Regions from separate parts of the Homo sapiens genome. Here all the other regions are linked to region 4. Evidence: chromatin loops called from intact Hi-C (ENCODE). Cell type or tissue: dorsolateral prefrontal cortex. All regions are shown on one strand. Links, peaks and the distances in the headings refer to the core of each region. The heading gives the core; the rest is flanking DNA. Region 1 overlaps REG4 (regenerating family member 4). Region 2 has its middle 26 kb from the start of ADAM30. Region 3 overlaps NOTCH2 (notch receptor 2). Region 4 overlaps PHGDH (phosphoglycerate dehydrogenase).

The links. Hi-C counts contacts between places; a loop is a spot of excess contacts. Peaks named below come from ENCODE experiments on the same cell type or tissue, not always from the same donor. Only the 100,000 strongest peaks of a DNase experiment are listed, where the experiment ranks them.
Region 1: it touches region 4 in a loop (2.6-fold over the local background); 39 of 110 quality-filtered maps call a loop at or near these places.
Region 2: it touches region 4 in a loop (2.5-fold over the local background); 17 of 110 quality-filtered maps call a loop at or near these places.
Region 3: it touches region 4 in a loop (2.5-fold over the local background); 5 of 110 quality-filtered maps call a loop at or near these places.

The regions. Positions count from the first base shown.
Region 1 is chr1:119,800,184-119,806,191 of GRCh38, forward strand. It overlaps REG4 (regenerating family member 4), which reads right to left. Exons shown (of 6, transcript NM_032044.4): 3 at 2,885-2,982. Among named protein-coding and RNA genes, the nearest start is that of REG4, 8.3 kb to the right of the region's middle. In dorsolateral prefrontal cortex, for the core only: no CTCF peak of the experiment used is centred there; no DNase peak of the experiment used is centred there.
Region 2 is chr1:119,867,620-119,873,627 of GRCh38, forward strand. No RefSeq gene overlaps it. Among named protein-coding and RNA genes, the nearest start is that of ADAM30, 26 kb to the right of the region's middle. In dorsolateral prefrontal cortex, for the core only: CTCF peaks have their summits at 3,470 (motif pointing right) and 3,671; a DNase peak (open chromatin) is centred at 3,502; H3K4me3 peaks cover 577 bases.
Region 3 is chr1:119,965,738-119,971,745 of GRCh38, forward strand. NOTCH2 (notch receptor 2) reads right to left here. Exons shown (of 34, transcript NM_024408.4): 6 at 3,774-4,007; 7 at 2,340-2,495; 8 at 1,696-1,884; 9 at 639-752. Among named protein-coding and RNA genes, the nearest start is that of ADAM30, 72 kb to the left of the region's middle. In dorsolateral prefrontal cortex, for the core only: a CTCF peak has its summit at 2,453 (motif pointing left); a DNase peak (open chromatin) is centred at 2,454; H3K27ac peaks cover 560 bases.
Region 4 is chr1:119,740,702-119,746,709 of GRCh38, forward strand. PHGDH (phosphoglycerate dehydrogenase) reads left to right here. Exons shown (of 12, transcript NM_006623.4): 10 at 1,066-1,196; 11 at 2,106-2,343; 12 at 3,185-3,514. The coding sequence ends at 3,339. Among named protein-coding and RNA genes, the nearest start is that of HMGCS2, 25 kb to the right of the region's middle. In dorsolateral prefrontal cortex, for the core only: CTCF peaks have their summits at 3,549 (motif pointing right) and 3,756; DNase peaks (open chromatin) are centred at 1,770 and 3,580; H3K27ac peaks cover 3,045 bases.

The DNA of each region.
Region 1 (6,008 bases), core at 420-5,419, 59 kb after region 4:
ATCTGTAAAATAATTACTGCTACCTAGGACCTGTCATGAGGCCTATTGTATTATAGTACTGCATTTCAACAGATCTAAGAAACTGCTGATTGTAAAATGTGCCATTATTTTGTGTCCCACGAAGAAAGAAAATAAAATCACTGTCAATGAATCTATGATACACAGTGACACAGTGTGTTTGTAGCACACTCCTGATTTTAGAGGTGTCAGTATGTGAACACAATGTGCATCAGAGAACAGGCATTATGGCAGTGCTCTTTGCGGGACACCTCCAACACACTGGGCACCTCACATTCGGTCCTAACAGCAGCCTAAGTAGGTGGGGCCCACCTTTAGTTTATGGATGGGGAGAGAGAGGATCAGGAATGGGCAACTGGACACAGGAAGAGAGCCCAGCTCTCCCTAATTCCTAAGCCTATATTGTGTTTATTTTAATTATTATTACCCTATATTACATAAGAATAACACACTGTAAATTGTAAACAGTGGTCTGTAACTTATTTTGACTTGCTAGTGAATGGGCATGGATCAATTGCCTAAACATGTGAGGTGATCCTCCAGAGGAGAGGAGACTGCTCCCCGTGCTGGTGTAGAATTCCTGCTGATTGGAGGTGAATATGCCCACCCCTTTGTCTTTCCTCAACAGTAACCATGCCTCCAAATCTGGTTGGATTTTGGGGGTTTCCTGGGCACTAGAGGCAGATATGTAACTATCTGCTTTGTTGCAACTTTTAAAACTTTCAGCTCTAATCCCAAATCTGTTTTACTTCTGTATGTCTGCATATCGATCCCCAATTTTTCCTTCTTCCTTTGCAAAAGTGCTGTCTTCTTTCATATCCAAGGCCATGCAATCTGAATTTTTCTTGTGGGCAAATAAATGGTAATCACTCACTGTTTTAAGGATTGTATGAAACACATGACATGATAAATTCTTATTCTGTAACCAGAAACCTATTGTTCAATTAAACACGGCAAATGTTTATATATATGGGTGTATGTATATAAACTTTATTTTATTCTCTTCTGGGGTTGTGTTACATGACAAGAAATTGAATTAATTCAATAAAATTTTAGTTCGGGTTGCTTAGGTTTTTACTGCTCCCATTCTTGCTTTTACTAATTTATCCAAGATTAGATGTGATTACTATTTAATAATAATTTAGTCCTCACACTTACAAACCACTTACAATACCAGCATGCTTCTATCACTGTAATTCTATTCAATTCTCAGGCCCATGAGGCATGCCAGCCAGACGACCAGACAGCATTTATTGAGTGCCCACTCTATACCAGCCACAGAAGATCCTGTGTCAGAAGGGGAAACAGGTTTGGAGGCTTGAAGTATGTACGTGATAGCCTCCCTCCCAGTCCACACAACTGGTACTGCTGGGGCTGTAACTAGAACTCAGGCCTCTGCCTCTCAAGCTCAAGGTCGGATGTCCATGTGCTTCTCACGTTGCCTCCATCAGCTTCCAGGGGTCTCAAGAGCCAGCCATGCAAGAAGAGCCAAGGGCGGTAGCAACACTGGCGAGGAATCAGGGAGCCGCACAGCTCTTGTTGGGTTTGAGGGGTCCTCTTTGGCTTCGCTGTCCTAGCACCCTCTCTGCACCTTGGTCCTGTTAACTTTGTTAAGGTTCAGTGTCAATCCTGTGGGCTGTTCTTTCTTGAGACCCTGAATTGGCATCTACCATGTGGCATAGGCTTTATGCGAGTCGTTTTAATGAATCCTCCTGACAAGTCCATGAGGTAAAAAGTATTATCCCACTTTCCAGTAGGGAAACAGGTAAAGGGAGGTACCTAGGGAGTGGCAGAGTAGTGATGTAAACTCAGGTCTCTATTACTCCTCGGTTCCCAGACATCTTCCTCTTTGTTCCCTCTGTTTTCATAGAGAAAGTCTATTCCTCTCCACGAGCTCATTTTCTTTCCTGGGACAGAGTCTGGGAAACCCTTTCTTCACTCTGTTTCTCTCCCCTTTTTATACAATTATTCAGGACTCAGCTCAGACTTTGCTGGGGTTGCTGTGTCAGTTACTCTCAGTGTAAACTTGGGAAAGTCATTTATACTCATGCTGTATGGAAATGTTCTGTTTAAATGTCGCAATCCTGCATTAATCCTGGGCTTTCTAAGGCGGGAGAATACCTTCATAGCCTCAGTAGCTGGCATGTGGTAGGTGCTTCGTTCTTGTTTTTTTGTTTGTTTGTTTTGTTTTCTGTTTTTCATTGTCTAGTTTTATACAGGGATTGTAAGACCGCATAGGCCCAGATCATGCCAAATGTACCTATATGGCTCCCCCAATTAATCACAATTCAGCAGCATCCACTCCCCATATGTGGCTGAGATAACTTACTTTGACTGTCTATTTGGTTATCTCTCAGACAAAGCTTCAACGAAATAAAATGGACAGGTTTGTGGACTGTGTAGAGCAGCGGAAAAGTTTCCACATTTTCTTGGACTGCTTCACCTTCTGTCAGCGGCTCCAAGGTGTCTGCTCCAGGCATGTCTACACACCACTCTCTTTCTGGTAAATCTTGTACAGAAACTCCATTATCCTTTCTGTGAATTCCTCATCTTCTCTTCCTCCTTTGATTGATGTATTTCTGTCTCCTTTACTGACAGTGAGCTTGCTGAGGGTAGGGGCTCTTTCCTATGTATCCGTATGTGCTTGTAGCCCATCTAGGGTCTGGCATACAGCACCTGCTTCAGCAATGCTTACAGAATTGAATGAGTTGAACACACAACCCTCTTCTCTCCATTTCACCAGCCAAAGGGGCTTCTCTTCATAGTGCCCAGGAAGGACACTTGATCCTGAATCAAATGAGATCTGGGGCTCTGGCTGGTCCTTTGCTCTAGAAAGGCCAGGCCAAGCAGGCAGCAAGTTTCTTACCTCGGCATCAGACCAGTTCCTCAGCTTCCTGAAGTAACCATAGCAATTGGACTTGTGGTAAAACCATCCAGGAGCACAGCTGGGTCTCATGATGATATCTGCACATAAACAAAAGGCAATTGCACATTATGATAGCAAAAACAATCAATTCCCAGACTTGATACAGTTTGCAATCAGGAACCCCTTGAATGAAGAGAGTCCCTTCATGAAGGGTCCTGCTACACTGCCAAAAATGTATACAGCTTACCCTTCTTCTGGCTTTTCCCAAAGGGACCTATGGCCTTTTACCAGTGTGACTGTGTTTCTGCGATTACTGGACACTGCCTCTGAACAGACATTAATTCCAAGAAAACGTCACTGCGGTCCACCAGTCAGAGTAGGGGTTATGGAAGTCAGGTGATCAATGGAGTTTTAGCTTGATCTGCCTCACAGTGGGTCCAGTGAGTCCAGTGGGTCCCCTGAACCCATGCTGTGGTTATCTCCCCAGTTCTGGAATGCATAATTGGAATATACATACATACATAATTGGACTAGATAGACACTCATAATTGGAATAGATTCTCAGCAGCTGGCAGAATCTTGTATTAGCAGTGAAGGTCAAATAACTATAATTTAAGGCATCACAAGAGTGGATGAGGGACACAAATTGGTAGTTTGGAGCATTCCAAGGAGGGAGGAGTCACTTTGGCTTGGGAGACAAGGGAAGGGTTACATGGCAACTTGACTGGAACTTGAGCATAGGTGGGCTATGTGTCAGTACTGGGGGAGGGAACATTTTAGGCAAAGGAGGCAGGAATGTGTGGGGAAGGATAGAAACAGCAAGCACTTAAGTCTGCCTTAAGTACAGGGTGTCTGTCAGGCAACCATGGCAGAAATAGGAAAGAGCCAGGGCCTAGAAGCAAAGGAATCCATGATTCAGGGAGGCACATGCTTTTCCTGCTAGTCCATTGGTGAATGTGCCATGTCACTGAATCTGAAGGTTTATAAAGAGGGGGAGATGGCTGGATGTACAGAGGCATCAGGTGATCAAGGGGATGTCAAGCTAGCAAGTGTAGGCTTTGTGACTATGTGGCTACCTTCTGACACCATGGTGGGTGAAAAGTGTTTCCTTCCATAAGGGAGGTCCACAGACTGCAGCTGTCATAACAGCATTTTCTCTCTCCTCATTCAAATGATACTACTGTCGCTTGTTTGCCCCACTCTTCTGTTTTATTTCAGCCCCTGCCTATGCATCTCCCAGGGCTCCCCATTGCTTTCAGATGAGCTCTCTGCTCGTCTAGCATGTAAGAGATTTTATAACCTGGTTGTATGCCCCTATCCAGCCACATCCTTCTATGCCATAGTCCCAGCTCCGTCTTGGAACACGAATGCTCAGTGTAGCTTTAGATCCTTTGTATGTGCTATTCCTTGTACCTATGAATAATGAATAATGACCAACCTAACTACGGCAAGGCAGGAAATGTTTCAGTGAGTATGTCAAATATACTACAAACAAACAGCAAAGATATTCATGTATTTAAATGCTTCATCTTCTACTACATTCATAAACATGAACATAATTTTATGATAAATAAAACACAGCCTTTATGCCATTGCCGTTACTACTAGTACCACTGTCACTAGCTTTTGTAAATAAGGTGCTTGACTTTCTATCATCTCTCTGTTCTCTACCTGTCTTTGCACTCTGTCTACATCTCGGTCTCTTTTGTCTCTGTGTTTCTGTGTGTCCCTCCTTGTCTGTGACTGTTTTCTGCTCTCATTCTTTTTTCTCCCCCTCCTCCTTCCTCACTTTTCTATCTCTCTCCCCTCCCCTTTCTGCCCCTCACCCTGCAAGGTGCTTTCTTGATGCCAGGCACCATGTTAGGTGTTTTATCCATATGGCATTTTTATCATAATTGCTTGAGGAGGTGAGGAAACAGGCTCAGGATGGTCATCTGCCCACGGTCACACAGTAAGATGGAAAAGCTGCTTTGCAGATCCAGTTCTCTATGATTTAAAAATCTATGTTACTGCCACCAACCCTCCCAACCTTTATAAAAACGAGAAATTCAAAACTTAGCAACAGAAATAATTAATTGGGCTGCCTTGATTATTTTCTCAGGAGGAAAAGAAATCCTTGCACTTTACGTAAAAATTGATCTTCTTAAGAGAAGGCTGGCCATTGATTACCAGAGGGCAGATAATGACATGGGCTTAAATTTCAGAAAGGGACAGCTGCGAAAACATGCCTTCCAATGTAATACCAGTGAGACTGTTCTGAAAGAGGTGGCAAAGAGGAACCCAAATTTCTGACCTTTGGCCCGAGGACAAAGACCCCTGGCATCACACCTGGTGCTCCTGGTTTGGTCTTGTGCACTCTGAAGCAACTGTCCTTGGCCTTCCGTGAGCAAACATGTTAGGACAGACCCTCTACCACCACGGTCTTTGTTTCCCCTGGATCCAAGCCATGAAAGCAGAGGGCCGAGGGACACACGCAGAGGACTTGGAAGACCACGCCGGAGCCCAGACAATCATGACTCTCTCTCTTCTCTTTCTCCCCTTTCTCTGTCTCTCTTTGTGTTTCTCTGAGTGCTGCTCTCTGTCTTACCATCTCTCTGTTTGTGCATCTCTGTCTTTGACTTTCTATGTATCTCTCCGTTCTCTCCCTGTCTTTGTACTCTCTCTTTTCTCTCTGTGCCTATGTGTGTTCCTCCTTGCCTATGACTGTCTGTTCCCTGACTCTCATTCTTTTTCTCCCCCTCCTCCTTCCTCACTTCATCTCTCTCCCCTCCCCTCTGCCCCACACTCTGCAAGTTGCGGCTGTGGCCGTGAGCTCCTTGGTGGAGACATTTTAGCTCCTAGATATGCAACCAACGGCCGCTCTGCTGCGCTATGGCTCTGCCTTGCACTACCCCACTCCCATCGCCCAGGCTGGAGGGCAGCGGCGCCATCTCGGCTCACTGCAGCCTCGACTTCCCGGGCTCAGGTGATCCTCCCACCTCAGCCTCCTGAGTAGCTGGGACTACAGGCGAGCACCACTGTACCAGGCTAGTTTTTTGTACTTTTTTTTTAGTAGAGACAGACAGAGTTTCGCCACATTGCCCAGGCTGATCTGGAACTTCTGGGCTCAAGTGATCTACCCGCC
Region 2 (6,008 bases), core at 684-5,683, 130 kb after region 4:
TTCTTTTTTATTTTGTCTGATCTCAGGGTTCCAGGCCCAAGTGTAGCACCAATGCCTAACCGTGGGCAGAGAAGAATCCACTTCCCAGGTACCTTCACTATTTGGGGGCCTATAAAGGTGGAGCTCCTCAAAGGTAGGATTGCTGGCATGTCTTAGATGTCTCAGAGGCCTTTGGACAGGAAATGCCCAAGTGTGTAGGTGAGGGGATGGTTGCCTTTTACAGAGTCCAGCAACATAACTTCTGAGAGCACATCCTGTACCAAGAGCTTTGTTTTTTTTTTTTTGTTTGTTTGTTTTTGAGACAGAGTCTCGCTCTGTCACCCAGGCTGGAGTGCAGTGGCGTGATCTCAGCTCACTGCAAGCTCCACCTCCCAGGTTCATGCCATTCTCCTGCCTTAGCCTCCCTGGTAGCTGGAACTACAGGCGCCTGCCACCACGCCCGGCTAATTTTTGGTAGTTTTAGTAGAGACGGGGTTTCACCATGTTAGCAAGGATGGTCTCTATCTCCTGACCTCGTGATCTGCCCACCTTGGCCTCCCAAAGTGCTGGGATTACAGGCGTAGAACTTTGATACCCATCCCAAAGATACCATATCTATACATTTAAATTTGGAATGTGTATTCCTAATAGTATTTCAGGATGGAATTTAACTTCACATCATGTAGCCTTATGGAAGCCAACTTTGTATGCAGCTCAATTCCAAGCTTGGTCAGGCTTCTGCTTGGCCCCATCCCAGGTTAAACAGTACCTGTAAACTGGTTTCACCACTGGGAAAAGGATATGTGTCCAGGATATAATAAAAAGCCTTAGAGACAGATTATTGCACACCATAGGGGTGTTCTTAGGTGTGTAATGATTCCAGATAGGATTGCTATCATGCTATTTCTAAGAATAATACTCTGAACTAACTCTCTGAGATCTGGCACTGACTAATGGCCAACGCTGGAAGGAATCATTGTTCCTTTTCTTAGACAAGGAAAATTGAACTCCTGCTGATTTGGCTAAAATCTCCACAAAATGATTTGGAGAAAAGACACAAAGAACTGTTTCTTTCAGCTGCTATGATCTCCCTTTACTGAAGGATAGCCTGGGAAAAGAAAAAAGGTAGCCCAGTCAATTTTCATTGTAAACAGATAGTGACAGGCTGCCTGGTAAATACACCAATGGTCCTTACTATTGGAAACCTTCTTATATGTGGAATGCTTTTAGTAAGATGTGTCTGATCTACATAGGTAATCATGGTAGTGAGACCTGGAATCTGTAGATTTGCATGCCATTGTTACTTGGAAATTGTCACATAGTCTATGCAACTATCAGCTTTATCAAATGGAAATGACCAAAAATGGCTCCATATTTAAGTAAGTTACAATCTCGCACATCACTTACAGAGCTCTTATATTACATCTGGGCTACATTATTTCCTAATATGGAAGGGAGGCTCTTTGGGGAATGATGGTGGTGCTCTCATACTTGTGATTTGTGTGTGTCTCACAATTAGCTTTCTTCTTGAGTATGATAATATCAATTAATAAAATTTGAAACTAGGTATGGTTTATGATTCTCATAAGGTTTATTTGCAACCCGATCTTTTGTGTTTTCTCCATTTCATGTGGATATTCTCTTATGCAATTCCCTGACCTTTCTTAAAATAGAGGTCATGTCCTTTGCAGGAACATGGATGGAGCTGGAGGTCATTATCTACACCAACTCAGGAACAGTAAACCAATACTGCAGGTTGTCACTTATAAGTGGGAGCAAAATAATGTGAGCACACAGACACAAAGAGGGGAACAACAGACACTGGAGCTTACCTGAGGGCGGAGGTTGGGAGGAGGGAGAGGAGCAGAAAAAATAACTATTGGGTACTAGGTTTAGTACCTGGGTAATGAAATAATCTATGGAATATGAGTTTATATAACAAACATGCACATATACTCCTTAACCTAAAATAAAAGTTTAAAAACATAGTGACTGTTGGCCAAAGTCAAACCAGAATAATCAGTGTGTAGGGTCATGGTTAGCTTATGGATCAAATACTCCGTGGCCTTTAGGTCCCTATTAAACTAAATATGTTACCGAAGTTCCTTCCCAAACCATATATTCTTTTGTATGTGCCCATTTCCAACTCCAGAAGCATGATGCCAGTTTTCACTGCTACTTTATGGTCTCTGTTTTGAACTCCAGTAATCTTAACTTACAAATTGAAGCTTTCTGTTTTATTACATGGACTGAGAGGTCAAGATAAGTACAGCTTATTGAAGGGCGTAAAGAGACTCTTGTTTCTCTGAAGAACAATGGAGTTGAGCAGCACTCTTTGTTCTTAATGAATTATCTTTTATATTTATCTGGAAAGTGGGTGATTTTTATACTTATTATTAAAAGTTTTATACAGAGTTATTTATACTGCCTCTATTTATCCCATTGAGAAGTGAGTTCATATTGTACCAGTAACTCAAAGATAATTCATCACTCTGAAAACTTACTTTTACCCACTGAGCAATTACAGGCTAGGACTCCAATGGATCTTAATAAGCTTGGTACATAATTGCTCAATATATGGTATGTGATAAGCTTAATTTTATTAGCACTCCTCATAAATCAGCATAATGTGATTTTCAGAGGGAAGCCAAATGGCTTGGAGCTCTGGCATACTGAACCTTGTTGTTTGTGGTCAACAGCTCTATGGTGATGTGGGGTCTTACGAGGCTTCCTGACAGATGAGAGGTATCTCAAGGGACTCTACTTCAACAGGGAGGTAATCACAGCTTCCTCATTCCCAGCATAATTTAAAACACCTTTGTTTTCAATCATTTTATTCACTATTCTTTTTCTTCTCACACACTCTTGGGATCCTGCACCTTCCCCTCATGGCTGTATCTCTCTTTTTCTCCCACCCACGACAGTCTCCAGGCCCATGGGACTGAGGAAGTAGTTGTCTGGTGGTGGCGCTGAGTTTTTCACTTAGGAGCTGCCCTAGTGCTGCCATGTCCCACTGAGACCTTTTTCGTGACTTGACCTCCTTAAACCATTATTTCACTTCAGCTCATCCATGTAGGTTGGAAGAAAATTGGGCCATTTATAAAATGCATAATGGAATTCTTCCTCATCTCTCCTAACACGGGCAGCAACTGTGACCTCCAAGAAAACTCTTGCCCTGAGCTCCGAAATCCTCCAGCATGAAAAGGAGAAAAGATAAACTGAGGCTGAACTCCAAGAGCTGAAGGAACTCTACTCTGGGCCTTCCAGGTAAGACCCCTTCCCTGGAGGAGGGAAGTTCCTTGCTAGGGATCACCAAGGACAAAGGACTTGCGCTACACCTGCTGATTCCTTCTATTTTCCTCTGATTTTAAAACAAAGTAAAACACGCGCGGGTGCCTACTATACTTAAAGAATAAGTTGGTCTTCCAGGTTAGCACTGCTTCTAGGGCCAGGAGGACCCCTAGGGCTCTGCTTGCAGTCCCCACGGGGGCCACAAGAGTGCGCCATGGTGCTTTCCCTTGGAACTCTGTAATGAAGCAAGATGCCTGCCGGTTTCAGTTCCTGGGAGATTGTGGCAAATATTAGCCCTGCGTATCCAGAGGTTCCTGACTTTTGGTCACACCATTCCAGGGAGCGGCCTAAGGCCTGCACTGCCCAGGCCTCGGGAGTTGGCTGTGGAGGCTCAGAGCCTCGGGTGAAGCAATCTTATTTGATTTCCTCGAAAACAGATCCTAACCGGAGAAAGACGCATTCATGCTTCTTCTGTTGGTGGAAAATATTCCCTCGTATTTCTCTCAGACTGAGCAAACCTTCCAGTAGTCCGGGGCCTCCTGCTGTGTGCTTTGGGGCAATTCAATTGGGAGAGTGGAGGAGAAGCAGTAACAAGATAGGAGGAGAATGGCAAGACTGGGGAGGTGGAGACAGATGAGAAAAGGGCCAAAGAGACACATGCGGAAGAGTGGTGGGGCACGGGGGGCGGTGGGCGAGCTGACTGTCAAGGTGGTTCTCTTGTCATCCGCAGAAGGGCAGACCCTTTCTCTGGAATGCCCCCGACCCTACTCTGTGCCCACACATCCTACCGTGGTCAAGCATCCCCTAGCTGCCTTTCTTTCTACAAAACAGCTTCTTATCCCTTTTCCTTTCCGCTGATTATGGGGACTCTTTCATTTTCTTTCTTTCTTTTTTTTTTTTTTCAGAGTCAGGGTCTCACTCTGTCTCCCAGGCTGGAATGCAATGATGTGATCATAGCTCACTGCAGCCTCGAACTTCGGGGCTCAAGCAATCTTTCCACCTTAGCCTCCTAAGTAGCTAGGATTATAGGTGTGTGCCGCTATGCAGAGCCCAATTTTTTCTTAACCTCAAAAAGGCTTAGATTAGTGAAACACAGGGCCTGGAATTCCATTCCTTGTGTGTAACCCAGAGGCATTGGTGCTCCCATGCCCCCGGACACCATTACATGAATGACCACAGCCACACTGTGCCTAACAGCCACAAACTGGAAACAGCCCAGATGCCCATCATCAAGCATGTGCATAAACAGATTATGGTATATTTCACTAGCAACGAAAGTGGGTGAATCAGTGATGACTGTTAAATCCACAACATTTAGTTAAAAAAAAACCCAGGCATAAGAGAATACACGTGTATGATCACAGGTTAAAACCTAGACCCATCAGGAGGGCGGGCATGAGAAGCAGAAAATTATAAAGAACCAAACATCGTGAAAATCAGGTAATGGTCATTGCTAAGGATATGAGGGGTGCTGTGGTGAGGAAGGGGCATGTGGGAAGCTAGTATTTAGTCCTAGCTAGTGCTTGCATGTTAACATATGCAAGAATTTATACCTATGTTTTATTCAACTTCTGTATATTGCATTACACAATTAAAGAAAAAATATTATTTCTTGTCAGTACATATCCTAATAACTAATATTAGCAGAGCTTTTACCAGGAACCATACTGTGCTAAGTGTGCATTTGGGTTATTTCAGTCGGCACAGCATACTGAGCTGTGGGTACTATTATGTCCATATGACACACAGGGAAAGGATAGGAGGTAACCCTGGTCCCAGCCAGGCCAGCGATGTCACCAGGACTCTAGGAGGCCCTCTGTGCAGAGATGGTGCTGGCAACCACAAGCCATACCTAATGTCCCAGAGCAACAGCAGTGCTTCAGAGGAGCCTGGAGCCCTTTGTATTCTAAAGCCTGGGACTGTGGTGCCAAGTGCTTTCCGGGGGGAAAGGATTGTCCTGACTCCTGGGACCTCTCAAAGCAGAGAGTGTGGAAACTGGCACAGCACAGCACAGCCCAGTTACCTGCAGGTATTTTGTGAGCCCAGAGGATAGAGTTCCTTAAGGACAGGGTTGTCAGAGTGTTCCAGGTGTCTTAGAGGCATTTAGACAGGATGTCTAAAGGCAGAAGCAAGGGTTGGTAATCTCCAACAGAGTCCAGAAAATTTGGAGAGAATGGACAACAGAGATGAGACAGAGCCTGCAAGACATAGCATGAGATTCCCACATGCACTTCTTATGTTCTCCCGAAAGATCATTCCTGATGGAAACATGTGGAAGCATGCTTGCATGCATGCCTATGCACACACACACACACACACACACACACACACACAGAGCAACAACAAAATAAAAAATAGAAGCTGGCAGCAATGGTGCAGTGACCGCACTGCAGCCTTTTACTTGAACTTGATGGCACAGGGAAATGTCCTGACAGAAAGGGCAGGTGGTTTATAAGCCCCAGTGAGATGATGTTCTAGAGATATGCCTGGATACCTGGATGTTCCTTTAGGAAATGAAAATAGTCCTGAGGGTTGGATAAAGATGAAGCACTTTATTAAACTGTATTTGGCCTCAGGCCATCTTATCACAGAATTTCTGCTCTGGTAGATATCTACACGAGAAAGAAAGAGGTTTTAAAGACCCCAAAACTAATTAGAGCAGTGTAGATAAATGTTTTGTCTACATAGATTGTTATTTGATTTTTAAAAAAAGGTTCATTTCCTTCAGAATTAAAGTT
Region 3 (6,008 bases), core at 520-5,519, 230 kb after region 4:
AGGCACTTGTGGTGTGTCTCTACCATTGCTTCTTCACAGACAGACTTCACTTCTAAATGAAGGATGTAGGAAGTGAAATTTATAGGTGGAACCTCAAACAAGTAACTGTAGCTTCAGAGGCAACAGAAACCTTCTCTCTGAAGATACAATGGGGTAAGATGCAATCTATGGAGGACAATTTGGCATATCTTCAAAAATAGCTTGAGGAAAAAAAAGGAGAGACAGAGAATCTTGGAAAAATTGGCATGTGTTGTCTGTTTCTGAACTCATGGGTGAAATGTCTAAAAATAACAGTCTCACAGAGGGCCTTCAAGAATATGACCCATGGGAAAAAAATAAAATCCCGAATAGCCTACAACTAAGGCTTCTGTGAGGTATGAGCATTCTGAAATATATACACAGACGAAGAGGTCATGGGCCATTCAAGAATAGACTTGGACTTTTGGCCACAAAGGACTTGTAAGATATAGTAGCTAAAACAAATTCTCTATTTCTGTACACACACACTCCTATCACCAAGCACTTACTCTAATGATTTCCTCATGCACAGCCCACACACATTCTCTCCCTGCTCTCTTCCCTGTGGTCAGTTGGCTTTGTGCTTTAAGAGAAAACAGGGCCAGGTCGTGGGCACTTACCAGGAGGACACAGGCACTGGAAACGATTGACTTTATCCACACACTGCCCATTGTTCACACAAGGGTTGCTCTGACATTCATTTATTTCTAATTCACAATGCACACCTTTGAAACCTAAACAAAACAGACCACACAAGTGGCTTAAAGAGAGAGAAAGGTGTATTCCAGACAAGGAAGCACAAATTTGCAATGATAACTACATCCTTTGCGAGTACACACATTTCTGCAGAGAAAAAAGGAACTCTGCCATGATGAGAAATAGTCACTCCAAGTGTCAAGCAGGACAGGGCATACTGTGAAATACCCATGTCACTGTGAAAAGCGGGAAGGGATTACATTAAAAGACATTGGCAAGACCTAGCATATAAACAAGGACTGCTCCACATTTTCTGTGATAAATCCATACTTTCTGGACTGTGGAAGGCCCAAAATGTCCCCACTCTATGTTCCTAAAGACAAGCTGAGCTGGAGCTGTTGTTGCCTTCAGGGTGCAGTTCAAGGTCAGCAGTGCCTTTCAAGGCTGGAGTGGCCGGCAGCCTTAATCAGGCAGAGCAGCCAATGTTAGCCATCATTTCAAGCTGGATTTGGCTGTATCCTCTCAAAATTAAAGACATGGTCTATGCAGAAGAGCTCCAGAATACAACTAAACATGTACTGCACTTTAGATAAATGGAAACTTCCTATATAATTGTGGATAAAATTTATTTATATAAATGGAATGGTATGGTATTTGTAATTACATGAAGGTATCAGGAAAACTTGCTATTTAAAGGATTCTTACAGTAAATCATTTTTGAAATTTTCTATTACATGTGGATTTTGATATAACAGGCTTGTTTAATTTGGTCTACATAGCTTGATGAATTCTAGCACTGCCTTACTCTTTGAGTAAGGAAGGTTTGCTTGTGAACCCTGACTTCCTCTAGTCCCCAGTCAGCAAAGGAAATCAAATGCTGACAGAGCTCATCAGACTGCAATAGTATACTGAATGCTCTACCAAGAGAAGTTCAGAACAGTCCCTCCTCTCTAGACCCAACATGCTGATGGGCCCATTTACCTGGCATGCACAGACATGTGAAGCCTCCAATCTTATCCAGACAGGTAGCATCATTCTGGCAGGGGTCTGAATGGCACTCATTGATGTCCATCTCACAACGAGGTCCTGCATAACCCTTCAGACACTCACAGTGGAAGGCGCCATCCGTGTTCACACATTTTCCTGCATGCTCACAAGGATTGCTATTGGCTGAAAGACACAAGTACCAATTACTGGGATCAAAGCAGTTGAGTTTCCACAAATGTGAACAATAGAAGAGCATCTGATGGTTATAGCATCAGGGCCAGGCCTTCAATAATATCATTCCCAATTTTCTATTTTTTTTTCCTTAATTTAAAAAGAAATAAAAGCGGAGTATCCTCAACTGTTATGCATTTCTGCTATTGCAGTTTCTGCCCAAACTGTCATTGAGGTAGGGCTTTATATTAAGAATCAAGTACATACGTTTCATACAGTTAATCCCCAGAATGGAATATATGGTTATGGCTATGCTGAAAGGTCACTTGTAAACACTGGCCATGTAGCAAGAGTAATCTGAGGTTTGGGTGTATGTAATTTGCTTCTACAGTAAAATGTGCTTCAGTTTAAACATTTGCTGAGCTCAACAGACACTTCACAGAACAGAAAAAGTTCTGCTTACTCACCCATGGCACATTCATCCACATCTTCTGTGCAGTCAGCCCCTTTGTAGCCTTGTGGGCAGGTGCAAATATATTGCCCATTTAGGGGGTTGGTGTCACACAGTGCCCCCTTGTGGCAAGGATTGCTGATGCATGCATCATCCAGATGACACAGGAGACCTGTCACAGGGTGGGGCAAAGGACAACTAAGAGAAAATGTCTCTCACTTGGGGAAGAGCTTTCTCTTTCACCCAGGAGGGAAAACCTCATGATCAGTTCCTCAGAATCCAACATGGAGATTTATACGCAACTTCTGCTTTGCCTGACCCTACCTTGGGGACATGCTTGGCCACCAGCAAAGCACCTAGATGCAACCCTAGACTCTGACCCTGAGCTCTCAGCTAGACCTCTCCTCCAGGACAGAGACATCTACAGGCCAGAAGATAAGAAGACGGAGACAGGAAAGTGGAGCTATCTTCCAGATAGTGTGCCAGATTTAGCAAATAAAATAGAGGATGTCCAGTTGAATTTTAGATAAACAAGAAGTAATTTTTAGTATGTCTCAAATATTCCATACATCCTATATTTTATCCGGAATCCTACTTCCCCAATATTATGCTACCTGATGATCATGGGGCCACCTGAACACCATCAGCCTCTACTAGAGTAATCTTTTAATAGCATCAACATTCCTGATTCAGGTGGCCCCAGGTCTCTGAAGATATTACTAGGCTTCCTGTTTTATATAGTTCACATGGGAACTGGATTTTCCAGTCTGCAATTAACTTAAGAAGAGGTAACTAAAGCTTCTTCCACAAAGCTGGAGCTAGAGCTTTTGGAAAGGCCTCCATGAAAGAACATTTCAAAACTGCTGGGCAGAAAGTTCTCCCAGCTAAATTATCTTCTCCCATCACCTTCCTCCTTACATTGCTCTCCTTCTCCTAGAACTAGTAGTTGTTAAATTGAGAGGCTAGAGCAATGTTAACTTTGTAGCATGTAAAAATCTTCCCTGAGGGGAATATTTTCATAGACATTGAGGGTTAGAAGGCACTTAAATGTTTCTCTCCTGCCAACTTCTTCTGAGTAAATAGATGGTTTCTTCTTAAAATGAAGCCTGTGGATCCATTTATTAGCCATTTTATCTTAATAGCTGAGGTGCTTTTCAGTCTAAGATCTTAAGGACTTCAGCAGATGTTCCAAAGACAATAGTTACTAACTTTCCTTTTTTGGAATGAAAAACTAAAGTATGTAGAGTTGAGAAGAGAGCCTAAAGTCCTAAAGAGGAAGATTATCTTCATAGCACTTTGGCTAGCAGGTTACATTTCTGGAACAGTCCTGAGTGATATGTTCCCATAGATGGTAACTCAAAGAATATGCTGTTTGGGATGAAAGAGAAGGCAGAGTCCTGAATGCCCCCTGCCCCTTCCCTGTTTCTAGATCCGTCCTTCTGCTACCTACCTGCCTTCCCCTCTGGGCACATGCAAGAGAAGGAGGCCACACGGTCGATGCAGGTGGAGCCTGGAGTACAGGAGGCGAAGGCACAATCATCAATGTTCTCACTGCAGTCATCTCCACTCCAGCCGTTGACACATACACAGCCATAGCCTCCATTGCGGTTGGCACAGGTGCCCCCATTTTGACAGGCATTGGGCTGCAGCAGGCATTCATCCACATCCTCTGTGCAGAACTGTCCTTTTAGGGGGAAATTACTTTTGATTAGGGCTCTTGAGTCTCAAAGGACTAGTACCATACCAGCCCCCCACACTCTTCATCTTCATGTGACCTGTCTGAAATTAAGGCAAGCAGAGCTCCAGAAGGCTGGGTCTTCACATGAATTTTAAGGCCAATTTGAGCCATCTAAATGATATTTTTTCCAGGCAAATCGTTTCAAGATGAATAGTTACTACCGTTAGAAACTCTAACAACATTAGGGTTTAGCCAACTTATCAAAGAGAAGGTAAAACCTGTAGGACCCTCGAGTTAACTAATCCCTGGGTCAATGAACATATAAGTAAGAAGAGCAAGGAGAGAAGAGTATAAAAATGAGTAAGAAAAAATAATGAGAAGGAACCTATATGCCAAACATTAGGGTAACTGTTCTATATCTTGACTGTATCAACGTCAATACACTGGTTGTAATATTATGCAACAGTTCCATAAGATGATGTTACCACTGGGAGACCCTTGATAAAGGGTACAGGAAATCTTTCTATATTAATTCTTATAACTGCACAAAACTACAAGTATCTGAAAATAAAAAGTCTAATTTTTGAAAATGTTAGGGCAAGCAACATAGGGTACAGAGAAGACATGAAAGATGTTGAAAATCTCTGGTGAAGTATGGATGTGAAGGGCAAGGCCAAGAATAATGAGACTGGAGCAAGCTGTGCTCAGCCTGAGGCACCCATACTTAAAGGATGGGGATTTGTGGAAGAAGACAAAGAAAGTCCACCCAATGTACTAGGAGATGGAAAAAGGACTGGTATGCACTGCCTGAAAAAGATCACACTAAAGGAAGCTAAACATGAGCCCACATCTGGCTAGGTTGCAGGTCACCACTATAGCAACAATGGAGACTAAGGCAAAGGCTCCTACATCCCTTAACAAAGAACAAGATAATGTCTTCAACTTACAACCAGGAATCTGTGATTAACAAAAACAGTATAGGGCCAGATCATATGAGCTATAAAATAAAGTGGTGATTGGTTTTGTTTGAGGTCTTTTAAAAACAGTTTAGAGAGCTATCAAAGGAACTAAAATTTAGATCATCCGAATTCTCTAAAACATGACAAGTTGTTGAAAATAAAAATATGTCAAGGTGTCCTTCATTCTTCCTTTGTAAATAAAACTCAACAAATAATTTTAAAAGGCACTCTGATAAAGAGGCCTCCTAATAAAAAAAGAACACAATATTTGTGCTTGGAAAATGCCAAGGCTATCTCTAGACCCAGAATACCTAGCAATTTGACTGGCTCATGTATCTGTAGAAGGCCTGTTAGCCATCATTACTCGCGGATGCTAGTTGTGTCTGACTTAACCTAACTGACTGCCTGTTCTTTATTCCTATCTAACATGTACCTCCATTACTATAGAACCAATATCACTCTATCACACTTATTTGGTTGCACATCTGTCTCCCACTACTTGGCTGCAGTTTAGAGGGGTTCTTTTGTATTCCCAGCAAGAGCCAACTGCCTAGGATGGCAGGATGGGTATGTGGATGTCTCCGGAACTCCGTGCTCGGCATAACCCTTCCATGCTCTTCTCCTAACTCCAGCCATATAATTCTTGAAGGAGCAACCATGTCTTTACATGATCAAACCCTCCTGGCCATGGCTGACTGACCCAAGATGGGCATCTGATCCAAGCTACATCACTGTATCTCTCCCAAATTATTGGAGTAGGACCACTTTGCCACATAGACCAAAAAGATGAGGAGGCTGGTCTGCAGAGAAAGTGATATGGGTGAATCAGAAGTGCACAGAGAGCCAGGCACAGTGGCTCACACCTGTAAACCCAACATTTTGGGAGGCCAAACAGGAAGATCACTGGAGCCCACAAGTTAGAGACCAGCCTGCAGGCACTACTTGGGAGGCTGAAGTAGGAGAATCACTTGTGCCATGATCATGCCACTGCACCCCAGTCTGGACAATAGAGCAAGACCCTGTCTCAAAAAAAGAAAAATAGAAAAGA
Region 4 (6,008 bases), core at 548-5,547:
AGTCGTTGGAAAGATGTACTGAATATTCATAAATCATGTTTATGTAGCATTTTTAAGACCTAGATATTTTGGGTGCAAGAGAAACCTCTACGAGAGAGAGAGTTTCATGCGAGAGGTCGTAGGATGGCTGGAGGGAGGCCCTAATTAAGCAACAGGATGCTGGATTCTGGTTTTTGGCCCTGTCTCTTCCCTGCTGTGTGACTCTCCCTTCTGAGGCTTGGATTCTTCACTTGTAAAGTGAGAGTTAGGGGCAGATGAGCCAGGAGCGGTGAGGACACTTTGTGCTCTGTAACTTACTAAGGTGGTACCTTGGGCCGTCTGACAGCCCTCGAGAGAGAGTTTGCTCAGCCGTGGAGTGGGAATGAGAACAGTGCCCTCTGACCACCCCTCGGGCTGCTGAGTGGGCTGTGGCCACCTTTGCAGTGGATCCAGTACTGTGCGGATGTGGTTGAGTGACCAAGGAGGGCTCCAGTTTCCTTAACCCTGTAGACGTGTATCTTTCCCCATGGACTCTTGGGTGTCTCACAGTTGGGCAGAGATTGCAGGGAGAGGGCAGCTAAACCCTAGGCATTGACAATACCAGGGAAGGGCAGAGCCAGGGGGTCCCACTGGCCTGGGTGTCCAAGCGCCGAAGGAAACAAGGCAGGGAGCTGGGCAGCAGTTGCTTCGGTTACTTCTTTCTGCTTTGATTTCCTGAGGCTGGCAAGGCTCTGAGTGCCAGGAAGGGGTAAGAGTAGGGAATTTTCCTGTGTCCCCTGGGAGAATAATAGGTAGGCCAGGATGGCCAAGCCAGGTGCAGGGTTGGGGAGCGGAGTGGAGTTGAGCTGAGTTTTGGAGAGGAGTTTCTCAGGGTGGTTAAAACATCCTGGGTTTCCTGGCTTGGGCCCAGATTATGCCTCTTCTGAGCCCACTGAAGGGCGAGTGGACCTGCCTGGAGCAAGCTGCCTTTGGGGTCCCCAGGGCAGCGAGGAGCCCATAGTCCAGAGCTAGGTGCCAGTGGCTTCCTGCCCCCTCCTGTAGTGCTCAACAAACAGTGACCTCATGGTAGCTTCTCTCTGTCCCCAGGAACATCCCTGAAGAATGCTGGGAACTGCCTAAGCCCCGCAGTCATTGTCGGCCTCCTGAAAGAGGCTTCCAAGCAGGCGGATGTGAACTTGGTGAACGCTAAGCTGCTGGTGAAAGAGGCTGGCCTCAATGTGCGCCCCTCTCCCCCACGCTGCCTCCCCATCCCTGTCAGCACTAGTCTTCTCCCCCACATTTCCAGAGCCCGTTCTCTGAGCGGAGGCCTAGGTCCCAGCCTTGCATCGGCCTGTCTACCTGTGAGGGGTAGCTGCAGTTTCTTCAACTGCAAAATGAAGATACTGCCTGGCCCCGAGTGTTGCTAATGGCACTGCTTTGTGTATGAGTGCTGTGGGAATGGAGGCAGTAGAAGTGTCCCCATTTCACAGCCAAAGAAAATGACGAGCTAGTGTGTTTGACTCTGCCCGACATGGCTGCCAGGCCATGTTTGACTCTGCCTAACTCCCCTCAGGGCTCCTCATGCCGTAGCACCCGGGTTCTTGATTCACTTGCAAGCTCTAGGAGCCCTGCTGCCTTGCACGGCTTCCCGTTGGCGCCTTCCCCTCTGGTTCCCTGTTTAGATCAAAGTCTGTTTCAAAGCCTGTTGCTCAGCCAGTGGGAGCTGGCAGAAGGGATAGGCAGTAGAGCTGCCATGTCCTCACCCCTCTGCTCCCCTCCACTCCTGCATGCCAGTCATGCCACTGATGCCGTGCAGGAGGCTGTGTCAGAGCAGGAGGGGCCAGAGTGGAGTCTCCTCACAGCCCTGCCTCCCTGCTTTTCTTTCCTCCCTGTTTTCCTCCAAGCCTTCGCCTGTGCCTGGCAGATCTCTTTGCCCTCCCTTTAAGGAGATCATTGGCTGTTCCAGGAAGCTGATGCCGAAGGGCACACAGCTTGGCCCATTTGCCCTCTCCCTTCTGGTCCTGAATTACTGAGCACATTATCCAGGCTGGAGCCCTACATCCTACCAATGGGTGATTTGGCCAAGAGAGGAGGGTGGACGTGGTGCAGCCAGGAGGTGTAACAGTCACCTTGCCTTCTCCACACAGGTCACCACCTCCCACAGCCCTGCTGCACCAGGGGAGCAAGGCTTCGGGGAATGCCTCCTGGCCGTGGCCCTGGCAGGCGCCCCTTACCAGGCTGTGGGCTTGGTCCAAGGCACTACGCCTGTACTGCAGGGGCTCAATGGAGCTGTCTTCAGGCCAGAAGTGCCTCTCCGCAGGGACCTGCCCCTGCTCCTATTCCGGACTCAGACCTCTGACCCTGCAATGCTGCCTACCATGATTGGTGAGGAGGGCCCTGTAGGGCTGGCTGGTGTCCTTGAGGCTGGGGTGGGGTCTGCCCTGGAATTGAACTCTACCCACCTTCCTTTAGCCCCTCTTCATGTCCCAGGGTGTCTCTGGATCTGCACCATACAGAGGGTCTGATGCCAGTTTTCAGAACCTTCAGGGAGTGGATACTCAGTTCAAAGAGGGAAAGTGCCTTATCCAGGGTCACAGAGCAGCATGGCAGGGGTGGGGCCATAGCCTCTATTCCTGCCCAGCTGTGGATCCTCAGCTTGCCATGTTAGGTACACTGGACCAGCTTGTGGAGCCATAGCCCAGGAGCTCAGGGACATTGAGTGCAGGTTTCTTACTCCTACCTGCTGGCCCTGTGGCTGTCCCTGGTGGCCAGCCCAGCTGCAGCAAAACCTACAAAGCCTCCAGCCATGGTAGGCGTCTTGGACCTGCCCCAGTCAGCTGGGGCTTGGGCTGCTAGGGGTTTTGGCACACGTCCATGTTTGGCGGAGGGTGTGCCTTCAAACCCTGAAGGGCCTAATTTCACCATTCTTTCTGGCTGCCCAAGGGAACTTCCCTGCTTTTCTCCCTTGCTGTTGGCTGGATAAAACTGGCAATCAGAAAGTCAAGAGCTACAGCTGATGGTCATGGTGTTCCCAGAGAGTCAGGAATATCCATGGAAGCTGAGCAGATGCCCTGTTGCTCTCCCATCTCAGCTCTTTGATTCTGAGACCATCATCCGCTCATTGCACCTTTGATCACAAAAGCTTTGAACTTCTGATTCTGCTCCCAATCCCTCGCTCCTTTTTCCCCTATCCCCTGTGCCAACCAGGAGTTTCTTCTATTTCCAGGCCTCCTGGCAGAGGCAGGCGTGCGGCTGCTGTCCTACCAGACTTCACTGGTGTCAGATGGGGAGACCTGGCACGTCATGGGCATCTCCTCCTTGCTGCCCAGCCTGGAAGCGTGGAAGCAGCATGTGACTGAAGCCTTCCAGTTCCACTTCTAACCTTGGAGCTCACTGGTCCCTGCCTCTGGGGCTTTTCTGAAGAAACCCACCCACTGTGATCAATAGGGAGAGAAAATCCACATTCTTGGGCTGAACGCGGGCCTCTGACACTGCTTACACTGCACTCTGACCCTGTAGTACAGCAATAACCGTCTAATAAAGAGCCTACCCCCAACTCCTTCTGCACTTTTGTGTGGTCATTATCCTAAAGCGCCACCAGAGGGCGTCCAAAGGCAGACGTAGGGTTTGGTTTAGACTGCGGGAGCGGAGCGGGTGTGGGGGAAGATGGGGATGAGCAAATGGCTTGGTTGAGTTCTTTGAAGGTGATCCCTCTCTTGTCTGCCGAAGGTTACTCAGAGGCACTTTTACAGGAGCAAAGCTCAATGTATTTCACAGTGCTACGGTATTTCAGACCCCTTCCATCTGGGAATATACATGCACGTTAATAAGTAAGATTCAACACACAAGCCCAGCATTATGTACCAGGCACTGGGCTAGGTGCTTTACTTTAAGAGGAGAATTCAAACCTGACCCTTTTTCCATAGAAGTCTGGTGGGAGGGACAGAGCATGCAGAGGTGACTGGAAGCAGTGAGTGATGCTACAACAGAGGTGTATAGGAAATTCTCTAGAGTCCAAAGGAGGAAGTAATTTGAGCTGAGGATATTGGTGTCTCAGGAGATGTTTAGAAGGATTTCATAAGGGAAAGAAAGTGTAAAATTATGGGGGTATGAGACTATTTGGCAAGTTCACAAAGCAAGGTCAGTGTGGGTTGGTGAACATGTCACTTTTTTTTGAAAGATGATTTTCATGCAAAATACAGCTGAACGGCACTCTACCCAAAAGATTCACTTCAGGGAATTTTTTTCCCCATTAATAAGGGATGATCCATTCTTACTGTGTGCCCAGTAGTGTCTGTTTCTGAGATTCCTGGCCTGGCTAAGAAGGCTTGACACAGGGCAGCTGCTTGGCACTGGCAGGGGCGAGTCCAGCACTCTGGCCTCCTTAGTTTTGTGATGGAGCTAAGCATCAATAAGAACTCCAGCAGTAAGGGCTGTGTTAGTGTCTGCAGTGAACTCAGAGGGGTTGGCCTTGCTGTAGCTCACCTTGAAGGGAATGGGCCTGGTTGTGAATGTCATGGTCAACTCTGGACAGCTGTCTGACTGGGAACTCAGTGTTTAATTATCCTAGACCTTTGTTTCCTCATCTGTGGGAGGGCTAATGGTGCCTCTCACAGAACTGCAATGAGAATTTACTGGATTAAACAGTGACTTACGGGAAGTGCCAGGAGCACTTGGTGAATGTTGGTTTCTTCATCCTATGTTAGTCTGAGAGCAGACAGGCAGGTCTCAATTCTTTACATAGAACCAACCCCATGAACCAAATAGTTCTCAACATGACCTCATTGCAATTATGTTCAGCCAGATCTAGACACTGGGTGTCCTGACATCAGACAACCCATTCTCTCCAACTGGAAATATACCTGTGCCTCACATGGCATCCACTGAGGTCACTTGAGTGCACTGATGGATAGAAAAACAGGCTGAAATTTATGAAGTTAAAAATTCAGTTAAAAATTGAGCTCAATGTTTAGCCTCTCAGCCTCCTTCCTCATAAGCCCCTAAACAAATCATGTTCTGTGCACTAAGGTCTTCGGAACAGTACTAGAAACGCAGATTACTTGAGCATCTCAAAATATCTTCCTAGACTGGGTCATGAAAGAGGGCATGGGACGATCTTATCGTATCACGTCTCCCATGGCTGTCCACATGACCTCTCCCAAACTTAAAGGGCAGGATTCGTTGTAAAATTCAGCTGGTTTCTTTAGGAAACTCTGTAATATTTTTCATAATAGCTGCATCAATTTACATTCCCATCAACAGTCTAGAAAGTTTCTCCTTTTCTCCACATCTTTACCAACACTTGCTATCTCTTGTCTTTTTGGTAATAGCCATCTTAACAGGTGTGAGGTGGTATCTCACCGTGGTTTTGATTTGCATTTCCCTGATGACTAAGTAAATAGGCCAGACACAAAAAGAAAATTATTGCACTTACTCATTTATATGTGGAATCCCCCCCCAAAAAAGAGGTCAAATATATTGACATAGGAACTAGAAAAGTAGTTGAGGGGGGTGTCTAGGGAGATACAGGTCAAAGAATGTAAAGTAGAAAATACATAGGGTGAGTAAGTCAAAAGATCTGATGTACAACCTGAGGACTATAGTTAATAACAGTGTATTGTACTGAGGATTTTTCCTAAATTAGTAGATTGCAGCTGCTCTTGCCATGGTGGCGGGGGATGGGTAACTTTGTAAAATAATGAATATGTTAATTTGTTCCGTTACAGTAACCATTTTACTACATATATATATCTTACAACGTCATGTTCTATCCCTCAAATATATACAATGAAATTTTTGAAAAATCCAGCTAGGGCTACAGGGAGGGTGCCATGGACTCCCTCATGTTCTTTGTGGCATGTGGCATCTCTTCACTGCCCCTTTAGAGTAGAAGTTCATTCTTGTGCACACACAGCAGAAGGCTGGCTGTGAGCTCAGGGTGGAGGCAGGGCAAAAGCTGGGCCACGCACAGAATCTGCCTCAATGTGCTGACTCCTGAAGTTGTGATCAGTGTGTCCCCCTAGAGCTTGGGCTTGTCTCATGGTCAGTGG